2 separate regions of the Homo sapiens genome follow, and region 1 is linked to region 2. A link is an interaction called in ENCODE POLR2A ChIA-PET data of the cell type or tissue named here. Cell type or tissue: K562. All regions are shown on one strand. Each heading gives the region's core, and the rest is flanking DNA. Links, peaks and the distances in the headings are about the cores only. Region 1 has its middle 14 kb from the start of TAFA3. Region 2 has its middle 46 kb from the start of NUTF2P4.

Evidence for each region. ChIA-PET counts read pairs that join two places held together with the same protein. Peaks named below come from ENCODE experiments on the same cell type or tissue, not always from the same donor. Only the 100,000 strongest peaks of a DNase experiment are listed, where the experiment ranks them.
Region 1: POLR2A ChIA-PET joins it to region 2 with 6 read pairs; 12 of 35 experiments call an interaction of 5 or more read pairs at or near these places.

What each region holds. Positions count from the first base shown.
Region 1 is chr1:112,728,037-112,737,875 of GRCh38, reverse strand. No RefSeq gene overlaps it. Among named protein-coding and RNA genes, the nearest start is that of TAFA3, 14 kb to the right of the region's middle. In K562, for the core only: no CTCF peak of the experiment used is centred there; no DNase peak of the experiment used is centred there; H3K27me3 peaks cover 1,670 bases.
Region 2 is chr1:112,789,150-112,798,465 of GRCh38, reverse strand. No RefSeq gene overlaps it. Among named protein-coding and RNA genes, the nearest start is that of NUTF2P4, 46 kb to the right of the region's middle. RefSeq lists enhancers at 5,881-6,453, 6,454-7,028. In K562, for the core only: no CTCF peak of the experiment used is centred there; a DNase peak (open chromatin) is centred at 7,045; H3K27me3 peaks cover 1,455 bases.

The DNA.
Region 1 (9,839 bases), core at 2,208-7,207, 58 kb after region 2:
GACTGGGAAAAGAAGTCCATATCCAAAGTGAGTGTCTACTAGGAGAAGTGTTGCCTCTCTTGTGATGAAAGTGTTCCAATGTAATCAACCTGCCACCAAGTGGTGGCTATTCAGTCTGGGGAATACTACCTTCTTCAGGTTTCAGTGTTGGTCTCTGCCCTTGGCAGATTGGACACCCAGCAGCGGCTATAGACAGATCCAATTTGATGAGTGGAAGCCCATGTTGCTGCGCCATGCATATCTTCTACCCTCGCCACCATGTACACTTTGATCATGAGCCACTGGCCAAAGACAGGGATGACTGGAGGAAATGACTGGGGAAAGAATGTGGCATCTTAGTGGTCTGATTATTAAAATCCTCCTCTACTGAAGTTGCACTTTGGCGAGCATTCATGTAATACATGAATATTTTCACACTTTGTGTCAGCTCATGACAGTTCATTTGCATAGTTCTTCTCCAGACTTCTTTATCATCAGTTTTCCAAATGTGTTCCCTCCAATACCCTAAGTATCAATAACCTGAAAGTCAAACTTTCAGCCACCCGTGGCACACACACACAATTTGTGGCTGCATCTGGGGTTGGCCTGGGTGTTTTGGTTTCTGTTGGTCAGAAGGGCCAGGAGTTGCTATAGATGTGAAGTGGGGAAGAATTTGTGTGTGAAGTGGAGGAGCGTGTGTGTGTGTGTGTGTGTGTGTGTATCTGTACCTCTGACTATCTCTCCTTTGTACTGCTCAGAATTCTGTAGAATGGTGGGATTTTCCTTTACCACTATCATTTAGGGTCTTCTATGAGTGGGGCAGCAGTGCTGCAATTATCTTCCATATGGTTGATAAACCACTGAGGAAGGAGATTGAAGGTGTAGTGCTGGCCCTACCAGTTGAAAGTAAACTGCTTCGGTGATCTTTCCTAACAGACATAAAGAATAGGCTGGGCGCGGTGGCTTATGCCTATAATCCCAGCACTTTGGGAGGCCAAGTGGGGTGGATCACCTGAGGTCAGGAGTTCGAGACCAGCCTGGCCAACATGGTGAAACCCCTGTCTCTACTAAAAATACAAAAATTAGCCAGACATGGTGGCGGGCCCCTGTAATCCCAGCTACCCAGGAGGCTGAGGCAGGAGAATCACTGGAACCCGGGAGGCAGAGTCTGCAGTGAGCCGAGATTGTGCCACTGCACTCCAGCATGGGTGACAGGGCAAGACTCTGTCTCAAAAAAATAAAAATAAAAATAAATAAACATTTCTTTACTCAATAATAGGCCATTAGTTGCATACCAGGTACCAAAACCATCTTTGCTCCAGTAAAGAAACCACATCCGGGCTGGGTGCAGTGGCTCACATCTGTAATCCCAGTACTTTGGGAGGCTGAGGCAGGCAGATTACTTGAGCCCAAGAGTTCGAGACCAGCCTGGACAACATGGCAAAACCCCATCTCTACAAGAAATACAAAAATTAGCCAGGCATGGTGGTGCACACGTGTAGTCTCAGCTACTCAGGAGGCTGAGGTGGGAGGATAACCTGAGCCTGGGGAGGTTGAGGCTGCAGTGAGCCATGATGCCACTACTGCACTCTAGTCTGAGTGACAGAGTGAGACCCTGCCTCAAAAAAAAAAAAAAAAAAAAAAAGGAAAAAGAAATCACATCTGGAATAGAGGCTGAAATTGGAGCCACCCTGATTAAGTTTGTGATAATCTACTGTCATTCTCCAAGATCCATCTGTATTCTGCAAGTTGAAAGAAGATATGGTAGAAATCACTACTACTACATCTTTCAAGTTCTTATGGTGACAGTAATCTCTGGAACAAAATTGCTTTGGGCTTACTATTTTGATAGGTACAGGCCATTCTAAAGGCTTCCACCTGGCATTTTCCACCACAGTAGCTCTCATTGCATGAGTCAGTGGAATTTCCAATATGAGATGGAAAATAGGAGTGACTCTTCTCACTGTCATCCCTAATGATTCACCATTAAAATGTTACTTCCTGATCCCAAGACTCTGGGCCCCACTGATTTAGTGGTATTGGGTTCTAAGAGAAGAATGTCTCCACCATGGGGCACAACAGTGACTTCTATTACACTGAAGTCAAGACTGGCCATTTTGGTTTTCAGAAATTTCACCTCTGGCGCTACAGGAAATAAAGGTTTCTTTCTTTTTTTTATATGGTTTTTTTTTGTTTGTTTTTTGTTTTTTGTTTTTTTTTTATTCTGGGACGGAATTTTGCTCTTGTTGCCCAAGCTGGAATGCAATGGCGGGATCTCGGCACACTGCAACTTCCGCCTCCCAGGTTCAAGTGTTTCTCCTGCCTCAGCCTCTCGAGTAGCTGGGAATACAGGTATGTGCCACCACGCTCAGCTAATTTTGTATTTTTAGTAGAGATGGGGTTTCTCCATGTAGGTCAGGCTGGTCTCGAACTTCTGACCTCAGGTGATCCGCCCACCTTGGCCTCCGAAAATGCTGGGATTACAAGCATGAGCCACCGCGCCCAGCCTTATGATGATTTTTAAACTTTTATTTATGTATTTATTTACAGACAGAGTCTTACTCTGTCACCCAGGCTGGAGTGCAGTGGTGCGATCTCAGCTCACCTCAGCTTCCTGGGTTCAAGCGATTCTCCTTCCTCACTCAGCCTCCCAAGTAGCTGGGATTACAAGCATGTGCCGTGACGCCCGGTTAATTTTTGTGTTTTTGGTAGAGACGGGGGTTTCACCATGTTGGCCAGGCTGGTCTCGAGCTACTGACCTCAGGGGATTCTCCCGTCTTGGCCCCCCAAAGTACTGGGATTACAGGCTTGAGCCACTGCGCCCAGCAGAATGAGGGTTTCTTTTAAGGCAATAATAGAAGCATCCTGCTCCTGTAATCAAACCTTGAGCTTGGCATTTAAAGTCCTGAGCTCATCATTTTCTTCCTCCACATGTTTGAGTACACTTAGAAGCAATCAACGAACACTCCTTTGCTCTCTATTTCCATTAAAATGTTCAGTGGGGGCAACTACTTGGCCAGCCAAAGACTTGCCTTTAAAGACGTTTGTATTACAGGTGACTACAGGTGATAATTCATGTACCTCTCTTGCCACTGCATGCCATGATTTACCAGTGTCACCTATACCAATGGTAATAGGATCATTAATGCCTTTCAATCTAACCAGATCAGTTCGAAATTTTTATCCCTAATGTTCTATTCCTCTGGAGCCATTTCCAATACCTACTTGATGTTTATGATTGATACTAATGGTATCGGTCAGGGTTCCATCAGGGAAGGAGAAACACTAAGAGTGTTGTGTAATAAGAGATTTATTATGGGAGGGTGGCTTTACAGAATTGCTGGAGAAACTGGGAGAGTAAAGGTTTGAATGAAGAAGTTGGAGGACCAGAGAAAAGCCACTAATCAAACTTTCTGGACTCAGGAATGCCAGCTGCTGGAGCAGGATCCTAGAGAGGAGAAGTTTATGAAAGTCTATTGCCTCTGTATCTGGGGTTGGTCTGGGCTTTTCAGTTTTTGTTGGTCGGAAGGGCCAGGAGTTGCCAAGTAAGGCTAAATGTGGAGTGGGTGAGAATAAGTATAACCTGGAACCTGCTGACACTTCTAACCTATGACAGCCTTCAGAAAGTAATTGTGGCAGCTGCTTCGCTTCTCTGCCTTACAAATCATTCACAAATTAATCTTTTGGCCAACTCTAAACCAGAACCACGCAGGGGATGGGATTCTGGGAAATGTAGCTCCAGCTTACCCAAACTGACACAATACAAAACTACCACATGCCATTTACTTAGCTGCTTGATATTGAATGAATTATTTGATGTCTATGAGTCTCTCTAAGTCTCTTTCCATCTCAGAGTCTGGGCATTATCTTGTGTGAGAGGATACTTTCCTGGATTTCTGGAAGATGCCCTATTGCTGGGGATCCCCTGTTTACAAATCCCTTGATGTGGGTGATGTCTCCTTCCACTGGCCACTTATGACTCCCTCTCAGACTCCTGGCTTCGGTAATCCCTCCCTAGCTGGGTTCACCTCTCTCTTCCAGGCAGCCCTCTTGGGCAGTCCACTTTTGGCCTGTGGAAAACATGCAAACATCGCGCTCTGCTGAGCTCTTGGGGGCAGCTCACTCTCAAGGTGGTCCTCTGGACTCTCTCCAGAGCAACCAGCCAGCCATAGCCACTCGCCTTCAGATTATTTTCAGGTCTGAGTTCCTGGGTCCCATACGCTCCAATGGATTCAAGTCAAGCTCTTGGAGTTCTTCTCTGGAACCCCCTCTGAAGTGGCTTACAGTAAGAAAGAATCACACCATTGGCCAGGGTGGAAGAAAGTGACAACTCTCTCCAGTCAGATCTTCACTACCGCCTGCTTTTCAACCTTAGTTCTTAGCCCTTTCTCATGCAGTCTGGAGGTGGGTAACAGCTATTCATCACCCCTTTTGCAAGTCTAGCATTTTGATTTAGAATGTGGGAGGAGTTTAGTATAGTTGATAGTCAATTTTATTTTACCTGATCTTTAGGGCCTCTGTCCGAATTTTGAGATGGGAAGAGTCCCATTTAATATATGTTTGACACATGGTAGAGTTTCACTAATAGAAGCTACGGTGTATCGCCAATCACCCAGCCTTGTGGTCAATCTAGCCTTTTAAAAATGGCTGGAATCCACTTCCTCTAGACCAGACTGAAGGGGAGTTTGTACCCTCATGTATGGTTTGAAAGGTAGTTGCTTGGTCCTCCTTATGCCCAGTCTACATATCTATTTTAAATAGAGTGTTTAGAGCCATATGAGCCCAGTAGCTGCTGTGCCCATGCACATGCCTAGACTCACGCTTGATGACAAATCACAAGTCCCAGGAAATCAGAAACCATCTTAGCTGCTCACATTGTGGGGAAGAGGGAAGTGAGCCTTCCTCTGTTCTGGAGTCCATCTCAGCCATAGCAGGAGGAGTGGGAATGTGCAGTTGTGTGCTGGGTTGTGTGCTGCCAGTGTGCCCTGGGCTGGCACCTGTCTTGATGAGTCAGTCTCTGTGCTAAACTGGTTTTTATGTATTGTGAATATTGTCCTTGCTTGTAGGCATGGAGATACTCAAATCCACAGACACACAGAAACACCAGCAGCAAGTCCGGTCTCAGTGGCTCACGCCTGTAATCCCAGCACTTTGGGAGGCCTAGACGGGCGGATCACGAGGTCAGGAGATCGAGACCATCCTGGCTAACACGGTGAAACCCCGTCTCTACTAAAAATACAAAAAAAAAATTAGCCGGGCGCGGTGGTGGGCGCCTGTAGTCCCAGCTACTCGGGAGGCTGAGGCAGGAGAATGGCATGAACCCAGGAGGCGGAGCTTGCAGTGAGCTGAGATAGCGCCACTGCACTCCAGCCTGGGCAATAGAGCGAGACTCCGTCTCAAAAAAAAAAAAAGAAACACCAGCAGCATACATGCACACACAATTACATCTTCACACATGGGTGCACATGCAGTTATTTTCCTTAAGCTTAAAAGCAGAAGTTACATGAACCTGGAAAATATGAACTGAACTGATCTAGGGTGTGACAGCATATTAGGGAAGCATCTGTCCTGAAGTCTTTCTCTTGGCTTCTTAGTCTTTACGTCTTCATTTCTTTGCTTGTTAGATATCACAGGTGGCACTGGAAGGGATTAAAGCAGGCAGAGGCACAGCCTCAAATATATATATGTATATATATCCCTAAACTCAGGAAAACAATGCAGAGTCATCATTTCCAGATTGCAAAAGTATGTTGAGAAAGATTCAACTAAAACACCAAGGCATCAGTTGGCAAAATTTTTGTACAAAGGCTCAGATAATGGGCTGGGCGTGGTGGCTCATGCCTGTAATCCCAGCACTTTGGGAGGCCAAGGCAGGTGGATCACCTGAGGTCAGGAGTTCGAGACTAGCCTGACCAATATGATGAAACCCCATCTCTACTAAAAATACAAAAATTAGCCAGGTGTGGTAGCGTGTACCTGTAATCCCTGCTACTTGGGAGGCTGAGACAGGAGAATCGCTTGAACCCGGGAGGCGGAGGTTGCAGTGAGCCAAGATTGCACCACTGCACTCCAGCCTGGGCAACAAGAGCAAAACTCTATCTCAAAAACAAAAAACAAAGGATTAGATAAATATTTTAGACTTTGTGATCCATATGGGCTCTTCAAAATGACTCAACTCTGCTGTTTAGTATAAAAATAGTCAGACAGGAAGACACAAATAAGCATAGTTAAGTTCCAATAAAACTTTATTTACAAAAAGGCAGCAGGCCAGATTTAGCCCATGGGCTTTAGTATGCAGCCTGAAGAACCCAGAAGCCATCCAAGTGGCTTCGCTGATCTCTCTAAGGTTAACAGGGGCTCCATTCTGTCTCCTTGAGAAAGGATAAAAATCAATTGTTTTGGATGTGGCATCAGTTCTGTTCTTATTATTTTGTGCTGTGCATTGTGTTCTTCTGAATGAGTGATCTCAATCCCTCTTTTTTGTTCCTCCTGCCCTCCTTCTGTGTATATATCTCTCCATGTTTCCCATTCTTCATTCTGTTCCCTTGCACTCGCAAGGTTGATTGACTTTAGAATGGGACACTTTCACATTCATCCTTGTTAAAATCCCAGCTTCTTTTCAGGTTCCTCATCTAAACTTGATGTGTAGTAGTAGAAAGAACACCGTCTGGATCACTGGACAGGACACATCAACAGCTTGCTATGTGACAAATCACCTAGCCTCTCTGAGCCTCCCTTTTCTGTCAAATGAGGGAGTTGGCTAACTGGTCTCTAAAATCCCTTGCAAGCTGGGTGTGGTGCCTCACACCTGTAATCGCAGCACTTTGGGAGGCTGAGGCAGGAGGATTGCTCGAGGCCGGACGTTCAAGACAAGACCAGTCTGGGCAACATAGGAAGACCCTGTCTCTATTCTACAAAAAAAAAAAAAAGGATGTGGCAGCACATGCCATTAGTGCCAGCTACTCAGGAAGCTGAGGTGAGAGGATTGCTTGAGCCCAAGAGGCCAAGGCTGCAGTAAGCCATGATTATGCCACTGTACTCCAGCCTGGGCAACAGAGGGAGACACTGTCTCAAAAAAAAAAAAAAAAAAAAAAAAAAAAAAAAAAAAGAAAGAAAGAAAACATTAAAATCCCTTCTAGCTGTAAGCTTGTGATTTTAGGAAGTTGCAGCCTCAATCCAGGCAACTGTCTGGGGACCGTTAATTAGGATGTCACTCATAGGCCTCAATGAAACTGCTAGGATGCCAACAGAAGTTAGCCACATGATCTCCTGTGGTTGGTAACCTTCCTAAGGCCTTCACAGCTGAGGACAGTGTGGGTACCAGCTAACTTCAGGGACTGAGATTCCAATCCAGTAAGGGGAGAAGAGGAAGATAAATGACTCCAGGAACCCTATGTTCCAGGAAAATTAATTTGCATTTTTAAACTGTAGCTAAAAAACGCACATAAATATTGATTCAGTTGGAAACAGGACCCTAGGATGCTATTGTGGGGGAGGTGGGACACTTTCCCTTCTCCATCAGACCCTCCTATGTAGGGGTCTTCTGGCTATATAAAAGATACCCCTCAAGGCCCACCAAAAAAATATATGAAAAGGTAAGGAGGAAATGAAGGCTTGAGGAGTTAAAAAAAATGAATTAGGAGTTAGCAAATTCCAGCATGTGTCAAAGGAAAGAGGTCTTCTCTGTAGCAGGGGTGAGGGAGGTCAGGGAAGGTTGCAGAACCCAGACTTTGGCTGAGGCAGAGGCTGGCAGTGGTTGGCAACTCAGGAGAGAGTTTGTATAGCATGATCCCTGCTCTCAGGCTCAATCCCCAGCTCAGAGCCCACCAGCTTGTGGATGCAGCAGATGGGCAGGGGGCTCGAGCCCTCTCCCTCCTTCCTGGACACAGTCTTGAGGGTGCAGAATGACTGGAGAAAAGCCCCTATTCTGGCCTCCAGGAGAACAGGCTGTTATTGTCTGACTCTGCTAAAGCTGTCTCATTTGTAGCCTAAATAATTCACTCACCAATCTCTCAAGAAGCATTAGGAGAAAAACAAAACCTGACCCAGCCCTCATGCTCAGGTTCCCATTGCACAGAAGTCAGGCAAGGAGGCTGGGAGGCAGTCCCACACTGCAGAGATGGCCTGCCTTCAAAGGTTCATCAGATTGGCATCCTTCTGAAACAGACCCAGATTCTGTTTCTATACAGCTAAGACTTGAGCTATTAATAAGACTAGCTTTTGTATATTAAAGATATTTTAAAACAAAATGAAACAAACAAACAAACAAAAAATCAACAATAAAAACAAAGAGTATGCAACAGAGACTGTATGTGAGCTGCCAAGCTTGAAATATTTACTATCTGGCCTTTTCCAGAAAATGTTTGCCAATCCCTTAATCCATCCCCACCCTCCATCCTCCAACCTTAAAGGAGGTAATGACGATCTTCTTCTTTTTTTTTTTCTGTCTAGCCACTATTTTATTTTATTTATTTATTTATTTATTTTAGTATTTATTGATCATTCTTGGGTGTTTCTCGGAGAGGGGGATGTGGCAGGGTCATAGGAAAATAGTGGAGAGAAGGTCAGCAGATAAACATGTGAACAAAGGTCTCTGGTTTTCCTAGGCAGAGGTCCCTGCGGCTTTCCTTCTGCAGTGTTTGTGTCCCTGGGTACTTAAGATTAGGGAGTTGTGATGACTCTTAAAAGAGCATGCTGCCTTCAAGCATCTGTTTAACAAAGCACATCTTGCACCGCCCTTAATCCATTTAACCCTGAGTTGACACAGCACATGTTTCAGAGAGCACAGGGTTGGGGGTAAGGTTATAGATTAACAGCATCCCAAGGCAGAAGAATTTTACTTAGTACAGAACAAAATGGAGTCTCCTATGTCTACTTCTTTCTACACAGACACAGTAACAATCTGACCTCTCTTTCTTTTCCCAACATTTCCCCCTTTTCTTTTCGACAAAACCGCCATCGTCATCATGGCCTGTTCTCGATGGTCACTGTCTCTTCGGAGCTGTTGGGTACACCTGCAGAAAGGCTGTCACTTCACACTTGGAAGATTGCACAGCGGCCAGGCAGAGGCGCTCCTCACTTCCTAGACGGGGCGGCGGCCGGGCAGAGGCGCTCCTCACTTCCCAGATGGGGTGGCGGCCAGGCAGAGGCTGTAATCTTAGCACTTTGGGAGGCCAAGCCAGGCGGCTGGGAGGTGAAGGTTGTAGCGAGCCGAGATCACGCCACTGCACTCCAGCCTGGGCAACATTGAGCACTGAGTGAGCGAGACTCCGTCTGCAATCCCAGCACCTCGGGAGGCCAAGGCGGGCAGATCACTCGAGGTCAGGAGCTGGAGACTAGCCCAGTCAACACGGCGAAACCCCGTCTCCACCAAAAATACAAAAACCAGTCAGGTGTGGCGGCGCGTGCCTGCAATCCCAGGCACTCGGCAGGCCAATCACGGGAGTCCGAGGCAGGGAGGTTGCAGCGAGCTGAGATCATGGCAGGAGAGGGAAGAGGGAAGAGGGAAGAGGGGAGAGGGGAGAGGGGAGAGGGGAGAGGGGAGAGGGGAGAGGGGAGAGGGGACGATCTTTGACCAACTCCCTACCTACCCCACCCCATGAGCCCACCATCGGCAGAGATTCTGAGTTGTGAGTTCTGATATTTACACTCTAGTAAGAAGCTGGCACCATTGTTCACCCCATTGTCAAAAACAAGAAAATAAACTGGAGTAGGGCAAGAAAAGGGGAATATCAGTCTTGGTTCTACTGAGCAGGGAGGGAGGGAGAAGCTGAGACTCAGCCACAAACTATCATCTGATTTGTCTTTCTGAGGGTCAGAATTCAGCATCGTCCAGGTGGGTCTCTACTGACACCCCCCTC
Region 2 (9,316 bases), core at 4,317-9,316:
CCTTCTTACATCTCCAGCTGCTCAAAGTCTCCCGTGGAGGCCCTGCTGCTTGGTAATTTGAGTCCAACTCCCAATCTATATGATCACACTCCCATGGTTTCTTATACAGCCTCAAAAGACTGGAAGCATTTGAAATACTTACAATCAAAAACTGGGAAAGATATCCCATAATGCCCTGATGATCTGTCTTCCCAAGACCAGATGAGCCTTGAGTCTCTTGGCACTGGCTATACTTCAGTTTGGGACAGGACCCAGGAATCCTGGACCCCAAGCTAGGGGTTGGGCCACTCCCCATCACATATTCCTGCACCACATAGTCCCCACCTTCTCCACAGGGTCAGTGGCCTAATGCTTCTTCCTGGAACTTTCAGCCTGCACTCCACATCTGATATGTACAAAAAAAGATAATACAACCTAAGCTCACCACTGATTTGGACAAAAGCCCTGGTGATTATTTAAACTGAAATGCATTAATAGCTCTGAATATTTCATGCCAGGTACATTAGAACAACCAGCATTATTTATTGAAGGCTGATCACCCATCATGGATATTAATACACTTTGCTGCACAGTGTCAGCCAAAGGGAAATTAGCTTCAAGGGATAAGGTGAAAGGCTTTTGGTTTCCTAGGTACTTTTGTCCCAGGAAATATATTAAGTCTTGCGTGGATGGAAGTTGTGGCTCAGTAGTGTTATCCAACATCACTCTGTCTTCTGACAAAACTTTTGGAAGGCTCATCAGGATGGCCTTTCCATCACCATCCAATTTGTGAGTAGGAGACCTACCATCATGTTCCAGGCACCAATTAGTCCAGGCTGAGATGCATATTTCTCTAGCAGATATTAATTCTCCAACATCTTGCTCTTCTGGTTTTCTACAGAGGAGAGTAAAAGAGTAAATGGGTTTAACTGATGAGGGAAGAATTTTGTTGATATAAGAGAGAAACTCACAGCAATGAGCAGCTCTAGTTTCTCTTCCTGGATGATGTATTTATCGTGTTGAGTCTCTGACACTGTTCCCTTTGGCCTGTGCTCTCAAACTCATTTGTCAGTCAGGGTCAGTGCAGGAAACCAACCACTCTAGCTATTTTAAGCTGCAAGAAATGTAATACAGATAATTAGATTCTTATAAAATTGTCAAAAGGTTGGAGGAATGAGCTTTAGGCTAACATTCTGTGGCTAACATTCGGAATTTCAGAGAATGGACCCACAAGAACTATCAATCTAATCTTATCTTTTCTTTCTTTCTCTCTCTCTCTCTTTTTTTTTTTTTTCTTTTTTTGAGACGGAGTCTCACTCTGTTGCCCAGGCTGGAGTGCAGCGGAGCGATCTTGGCTCACTGCAACCTCTGCCTCCCAGGTTCAAGTGATTCTCCTGCCTCAGCCTCCCAAGTAGCTGGGATTACAGGTGCCTGCCACCAGGCCTGGCTAATTTTTGTATTTTTAGTAGAGATGCGGTTTCACCATGTTGGCCAGGCTGGCCTGGAACTCCTGACCTCAGGTGATCCACCTGCCTCAGCCTCCCAAAGTGCTGGGATTACAGGCGTGAGCTACCACACCCGGCCTACTTTCTTTACATATATTTTCCCAATTCAGGGATCTACACTGTCAACTATGTAAATATTATACAATTGTAATAATATTAGCAACTACTATTTTTCACTTCATAATCTGAGCCAGGCTCTTTACGTTCATTATAGTAACTAATTTAATCTTCACATAACTCATTTTACAGAAGAGAAAACCATGTCTGAAAAGTTAAGCAAGAGATAATGCAGACACTCTACTTTGCATACAGGTGTTTCTGATTCTAAATTTCATGTTTCATTCACTCATTCTAGGCTCTCTCTAATTAAGTGCCCCTTTCTTTAATATTTGAGCCGTGGATATTAAGGCTCCCCACTGCTTTGCACCTTCTCACCCTGTCCTTTTGCTCTTGCCATGCTTACTGCAGCCCACAGCCTGGAAAGGACAGGCTTTCTTCCTCCCCCAGGGCTGAGTGGACCTACTTAGCAATCTCCCTTCACGTGCAATTCATTTGAAGAGGAAAAGTTGTAAATAATTTTTTGTCCAGTAGAAGTGCAAATGATAGCACCTCTGCCCCATAGAAAAGATAGATACAAAGGTTACCATTGTATTGTCTCATAGGGCATTAACAAAGTTTTATAGTTAACTTAGCAAATTTTCTTTCTCTGTCCATATATACTGTATCATATATCCTTCTTTGAAATGGCTTTACCATTCTGCCCATTCCCTCATTAATGAGTTAAATAAATGCTCACTATATATTTACAAGAGAATCATCTTTTAACTTTTCGAAAATTATACTTGAACTTCCCCTCACCTGCAGTTTCTATTTTCTTTAAGAACCCCTCATAGATAACCACATCATCTAAATACACCCACGAAAGAGACCAGAGGATTTTTGATCAATAACAACAGTGGTGGGGTAGAGAGGATCTCCCAAGGAGGTGTCCTCTCGTTTTCCTGGAGGATAGGACATCTTCCCACATTCATCTCACAGCAACCATTCAATCTGGAGTGTCGGAATTCCGCAGGCCTGGGCCTGGGTGCACAGAGATGAAGAAGGTGCCTCAGGAGCCTAAGCTTGAGCTCTTCAGCCTTCCTTGGGTGCTCCCTGCTTCACCAGCCAGACGGGATTATAATTAGGCTGCCTTCTCTACTTTCTTTTTTGCCTTCCTTCCTCTAGAGGCAAGAGGGTGGAGTGGGAGTTGAGAGAGAAAAACATTTCAACGAATCAATTAGTTCACCCAACCAATTTCCATTCATTAGGGGCAGTTTCCTTTAGGCCAGATCCCCTCCATGAATTTCTCTGTACCCAATACACACACTCTCTCTCTGTCTCTCTCTCTCTCTCTCTCTCACACACACACACACACACACACACACACACACGCACACATATACACACACACACACACAGGGGTAGCTCCACAGGTCCCTGCTCCACCTTTTTTTTTTTTTTTTTTTTTGAGATGGAGCTTCGCTCTTGTTGCCCAGGCTACATGATTTTGGCTCACCGCAACCTCTGCCTCCCGGGTTCAAGTGATTCTCCTGCCTCAGCCTACCGAGTAGCTGGGATTACAGGCATGCGCCACCACGCCCAGCTAATTTTGTATTTTTAGTAGAGGTGGGGTTTCTCCATATTGCTCAGGCTGGTCTCAAACTCCCGACCTCCGGTGATCCGCCCGCCTCAGCCTCCCAAAGTGCTGGGAATACAGGTGTGAGCCATCGCACCTGGGCCCTGCTCCACTTTTGTCTCTTCCTTACCTCCCTTCTTTTTTTCCTAAATGCATTAGGGGACTTGGAGTTAGAATGAAATAAATGGCAAGGACCCAAAGCCAATTTGTTTTAATATGCTAATGGAGTGAGTGCTGAAATGTGTTATTTTTGCATACACCACTTTGAAATGCAAATTACAAGAACTGTCAGTAACCATTTCTCTAATCTCCTGGGGTTAAAGGACAAAGGGGAGAAAATTACTTGAAATGAAAACTTATTTGCCAACTCTTTTGTAGCAGAGAAACTTCTTGCATTCCCCAGGGCCGTCTTCTGCTCCCCCTAAACAGTGTGAAGTCCTAGAGTCCTCTTCACACTAAAGGGAACTTGTTACTTTCATAGCCAGTGGCCTTGCAGATAGCTGGGGGTAGTGGGGTGGAGGTGAAAGGGTGACGGGTGGACAGATCTTATCAGAATGAAAACACAGTTGCCTTGTTTCAGTTTTTCTTTCCTCTCTATAACACCAACTGGGATCTCGAAAGAGAAGAGACCAGAGAGACTCACTGAAAACAAAGTCTTGAACTATTTCAGTGTCCTCGCCTGCAAAGTTGATTAGAACTCCTAAGTTCAAAGCACGGGCTAACTCATTCAAGTTTCCGTGCTTCTGTTCCTAACCTTATATTCACTGGCCTGGTCTTGCCTTGTAGAAAACATTGCTGATCTGACATTCCCTTATTGTCAACCTTCTGAGGAGTCTGGCTCCCGATTAAAAACCCACATGTGATTTTTCAGCCTTGACACAAGGCCTGAACCACCCAGTTCTCCTTTCTTGCTTGTAGTTCTCAAGAATAACTATAGAATGTGCTGGGAATGCAAAATCCTGAGATAAGGGGAAAGTTGGCTGGAACAGCCCGGGCTCTGTTCCAGTCCCCCCTTGCACAGCATGGCCTTCAACACGAGTCCTGTGTGTCATGTGACCCCAAGGTATATAACCCAGGTGGACTGCCTTACAGGGGCACGCGCAGTGGAGACTCCCCGCCCCGGGCAGCTTTCTGAGCCATGGAGAACTGGGTCACAGTGAGTCCTTGGCATCTGTTGTCCTTTGCTGCCTACCTGTAAGTGATAAACCTGCTTCATATAACTCAAGTATCATTGTGTTTGGTCTCACTGGATTCACAAAAGTGAGCCTGCTTCACAGCAGTTAGGAAGGCTTCACCTGCCAGGTCTCCCAGGCAGGCTGCCCTCCTGCAGCAGTCTCAGCTTACCACTAGTGCATCTCAGCCTTGGAGGGAGCCGCAGTCAAGGTCTCAAGGCCTGCTGTGGGCCATGTTCTTATACATATCTACATTCCTAGCCCATTCAGTGCCCCACATTCCTACATCTCTTTCTCTGAGGCCTCAGGCAGAGGTTCTCTTCAGGTGACCTCTTCAGAGGACTTCTGTCCAGGTCTCCTTAATCGGGGGAAGGAAGAAAACCTTGAAGATACTGTTCTCCACTCTAACTCAGTACTCAGGACTTCACTTCTAGACCTTTCCCCTTGCCCTTCCTCAACTCCAAGGTCCATAAAGCGGCCACAGCCTTTTGTTGGGGGCTTTCTCAACAGTGAAACCCTAGGTCTATGCTGATCCACCTGACCTTCAACTGGTGCGCTGCTGTCTCACGAAAGCTGGAACAGGGGATGCCGGTGCTTCCCCCAGTTTTAGCCCCTCGCTTATACTATCACAGTAACTAAAGGCTTAATGTTTTTATTTACAGCTTGCTTTAATCATCAACTTCAACACCTGAAAGCTCAGCTCTCTCTCTCCCTTTCCTCCTCTCCTGAGCTCCTGACACCTTCTCTTGCAATCCTCATACCCATTAGACTGGGAGATCTCTAAGGTCAAAAGGACTTTTTTCTTGATAATAATGGGTAACATTTTTCAGCATTTGCTGTATGCCAAACACAATGCTATGTACGTTATTTAAAATACTTAACTGGGGGGTGTAAACCAAAAATAAAATTCTAAGTCCCCCGACCATCTGAATGGAACCTTCCTCTCCACCAAGGACATTTCAAAGTTGACCTGAAAAACCAATTCAGGCCATGATGGGAGGGGGTGTTCAGACACACCTTATTATACCTTCCTCACTTTTGGGGATAATGCTGACCAGCATTATCATCAACATAGACCTTAAGACTGATGGAACAGACTCTTTAAGTATGATGAGAAACATTTACAATCTATTCTCTCTGAAGCCTGCTACCTGGAGGCTTCCTCTGCATGATATCTTTTTTTTTTTGAGACGGAGTCTCACTCTTGTCACCCATGCTGGAGTGCAGTGGCACGATCTCAGCTCACTGCAACCTCTGCCTCCCGGGTTCAAGTGATTCTCCTGCCTCAGTCTCCTGAGTAGCTGGAATTACAGGCGCCCACCACCATGCCCAGCTGATTTTTTGTATTTTTTTTTAGTACAGACAGGGTTTCACTGTGTTAGCCAGGATGGTCTCAATCTCCTGACCTCCTCATCTGCCCGCCTCGGCCTCCCAAAGTGCTGGGATTACAGGCGTGAGCCACGGCGCCCGGCCTGTTTGCTTTTTTGAGATGGAGTCTCACTCTGTCACCCAGGCTGGAGTGCAATGGCGTGATCTCAGCTCACTGCAACCTCTGCCTCCTGGGTTTAAGCGATTATCCTGCCTCAGCCTCCTGAGTAGCTGGGATTACAGGCACACGTCCCCATGCCCAGCTAGTTTTTGTATTTTTAGTAGAGACGGGGTTTCACCATGTTGGTCAGGCTGGTCTTGAACTCCTGACCTCATGATCCGCCCGCCTTGGCCTTCCAAAGTGCTGGGATTACAGGCGTGAGTCACTGCGCCCAGCCTTCTCTGCATGATAAAACCTTCATCTCCACAAGCCCTTATCTTAGCCCAGACATTCCTTTCTAGTGATTCTAAGTCTTTAGACAATAACTTAACTCTTTCAACCAATTGCCAATCAGAGAATCTTTGAATCTACCTGAGAGCACTTCAATTGTCCCATCTTTCCAGACTGAAGCAATGTACATCTAACATGTATTGATTGGTGTTTTCTGTCTCCCTAAAATGTATAAAGCCAAGTTGTAGCCCATCCACCTTGGGTGCATGTTCTCAGGATCTCCTGAGGGCTGGGTCATGAGCCATTGGTCACTCATATTTGGCTCAGAATAAACCTTGTCAAATATTTTACAGAGTTTGACTGCTTTTGTCCACAGAGGCCATTAGGCTGAGATGGCTTCAGCACCTTCAGTTCCTACATAAACAAACTAAAATCAAAGTCAACGTAAACCATAAAGTGAAAGTTAAGCTAAACCAATCAGAAACTGCCAACTATGCTCATTTTAAAGATTTCACCAATATGAAACCGCCAGCTAACGACCAAGCAGGGACTTTACACTTCAACCAAGCAAATATTTTCTTTGTGTTTCCCAAACACCTTATAAAAGGTTTTTCCTTGCACCCATTGGTGGAACCCAAACTGCTTGTGATTTGGCCCTGCGTGATTCATGAGTTGCTGTCCACTCAAATAAACTCTTTAAAATTTCAGTGTGCCCAAGTTTACCTTTTAACAAGTTTATATGCATTATCTTGACTAATAATCACAAGAATTGCCTTTATTGTTGATGATTATATGCCAGACACACTCCTGATTGGATCAGCAATTATCGGACAATTAGATTTGGAAGGGTGCAGGGTGACTACCCTGTCATTCGTAAGATATGCCTATCTGCCAACCCAGGCCAGTCTCAGTCCCATCCATCAGCTTTGGAGCCAGCTCACCAGGAGGGGGTGGAGTGAAGGCCTAAAAGCGGGGCTAAGATAAGGGGTGGCTCTGTGCATCTCTTTGGGTTCTGAAGCCGCTCCTTCCCACCAGCCTGCGGTGTCTCCTCTCCCATTCTAAGACCAGGGCACGGGCATTTTAAAGACTATATCCGTCAAGATATATGAAGCCTTTGGAGACTATTGTGAAAGTTTACACAAATCTGATTATCCCCACAGTGAACTGAATTATAGTCAATTAGTCTAACAAGATTAGTGTCGAGTAGATTTGCTGAATTTACTGCCTTGACTGATAATGCGGAAAGGGAAGAATAAACAGACTTCTGTCTCTATCTTAGTCCTTTCCTTCATTCTTCATTCCCCTCCCCACTCAGAAACTTTTGGATCTTCAAGGGAGAGAGCTTATAAATCACACATGCCATCCACCCAATGGGGCAGATTCATCTGTTCCTGACCTCATTCTGGCTGCCCTTCCTTCCTGCTGATCAGTAAACAGTCCTTCATTACCATAGCAGCTTTGTCCTTCTTCCCTGGCAGTTCCTGTCCACTGGGGAATAATAATTGAACCAAAGTTTGGAGCTGAGAAGAAAGCGATTTTTCTTCCTTGAGGTTTGGTGTGGGTTGGGTGTGAATTGACCAGTAGTTGTGTGCAGGCTGGGGAGCTCCTGCTTCTATCATCAGCCAACTCAGAAATTTCATCAAGATCTAAATCTAAAGCCATTTCCCCTTGGAGTCAACCTGACTGGCATTCTCTTTGGTGTTTGACTTCTAAATCTCTCTCTAATGTGCCAGGAGATGGGGAGTTGGCATTAGTTCTAATTGTCAATCATCCCGCTCCACCATACCTTTATCTCCACTAACTTCACACCACCTAGCTGGAGAGATGGATCATTCCCTTCCTTTTACAGAAGATGAGGATGAAGCTCAGTTGACACCAAGCCAGGCTAGAATGCTGATGAGACCTCAGTGAGCTTTGCCTAGGTCCCATCCACATGCCCTTGGCATTCACCTCTGCCCATCCAAGGCTGCCCACTTAGAACATCTACATGCCTGGCAAACTAGAAGTGCCAGAGAGTGGAAGGCCCCAGAGGCAAAATGGCAAGTGGTAAAAGGGTGGGGCATAAGCACCTGGCTTCCTTGTCCTGAGTTGCCTCATGACAGCATGTCCCATATCATCTCCTGACGTTCCCCAGTAGGATAGGGCTCCAGTTGCCTACAGTGGTAACTGGCTTGGTAACATCCCTTCATTAACTTCCTTTCCTTCCCTATCTCACTTTACCACTCCTGATGGGTGTTTCCTGAGATTACCTCCCAAAAAATGCTTTGCACTTACATCCTTGTCTCAGGATCTGTTTCAGAGGAATTCAATCCAATATAAGACACTTCCATTTTTGGTGCCTTAACTTCTGGCTCTGCAGTAGCAGCACTAACAGCAGTAGTTGCTGGGCTTCCCTAGAGCTCCTAATGGGGCACATCTAGGGGTTCAGGATGGAATGACTTGCCCTCACCAAGTTGTGCAAATCCCAGTACGGGGGAGTGTGTAAGACCTCAGGTCATTAGCACCCTTCCCTGTTAAAGGGGTTTGAAAAGTTTAGGAACCATATGTCTGAATGGCCATACTTGCCTTGCAAGGTGTGGGAATCAGAAATGCAAGAGGAAGAGGCCGGGCGTGGTGGCTCACGCCTGTAATCCCAGCACTTTGGGAGGCCGAGACGGGCAGATCACAAGGTCAGCAGATTGAGACCATCCTGGCTAACAAGGTGAAACCTCGTCTCTACTAAAAATACAAAAAATTAGCCGGGCATGTTGGCGGGCATCTGTAGTCCCAGCTACTCGGGAGGCTGAGGCAGGAGAATGGCATGAACCCGGGAGGCAGAGTTTGCAGTGAGCCCAGATCGCGCCACTGCACTCCAGCCTGGGCAACAGAGCGAGAATCCGCCTCAAAAAAAAAACAAGAAATGCAAGAGGAAGTGACCCTGGGTCAGCAAAGGAGCTGAGGGACACCATTTACCTTTCTGGGACAGGTTTTCAAGCTCTGGTGCTTCCTCAACAGGCTATAAATAACAGGTCCAGAGTCTTACTCCCTTGCACCTCCATTCTGCGATGGGCACTCATGAGAGGGCAATGGGGAGCATGTGGCACTAGAAGCCAGAACACCTGGTCTGAGATACTGGAAAATACTTAGGAAAAATCTTGAGTTCGTAGTTTTTCAACGTTTTTCCCCTAGAGACAGGGCCTTGCTCTCTTGTCCAGGCTGGAATGCGGTGGCACAATTATAGCTCACT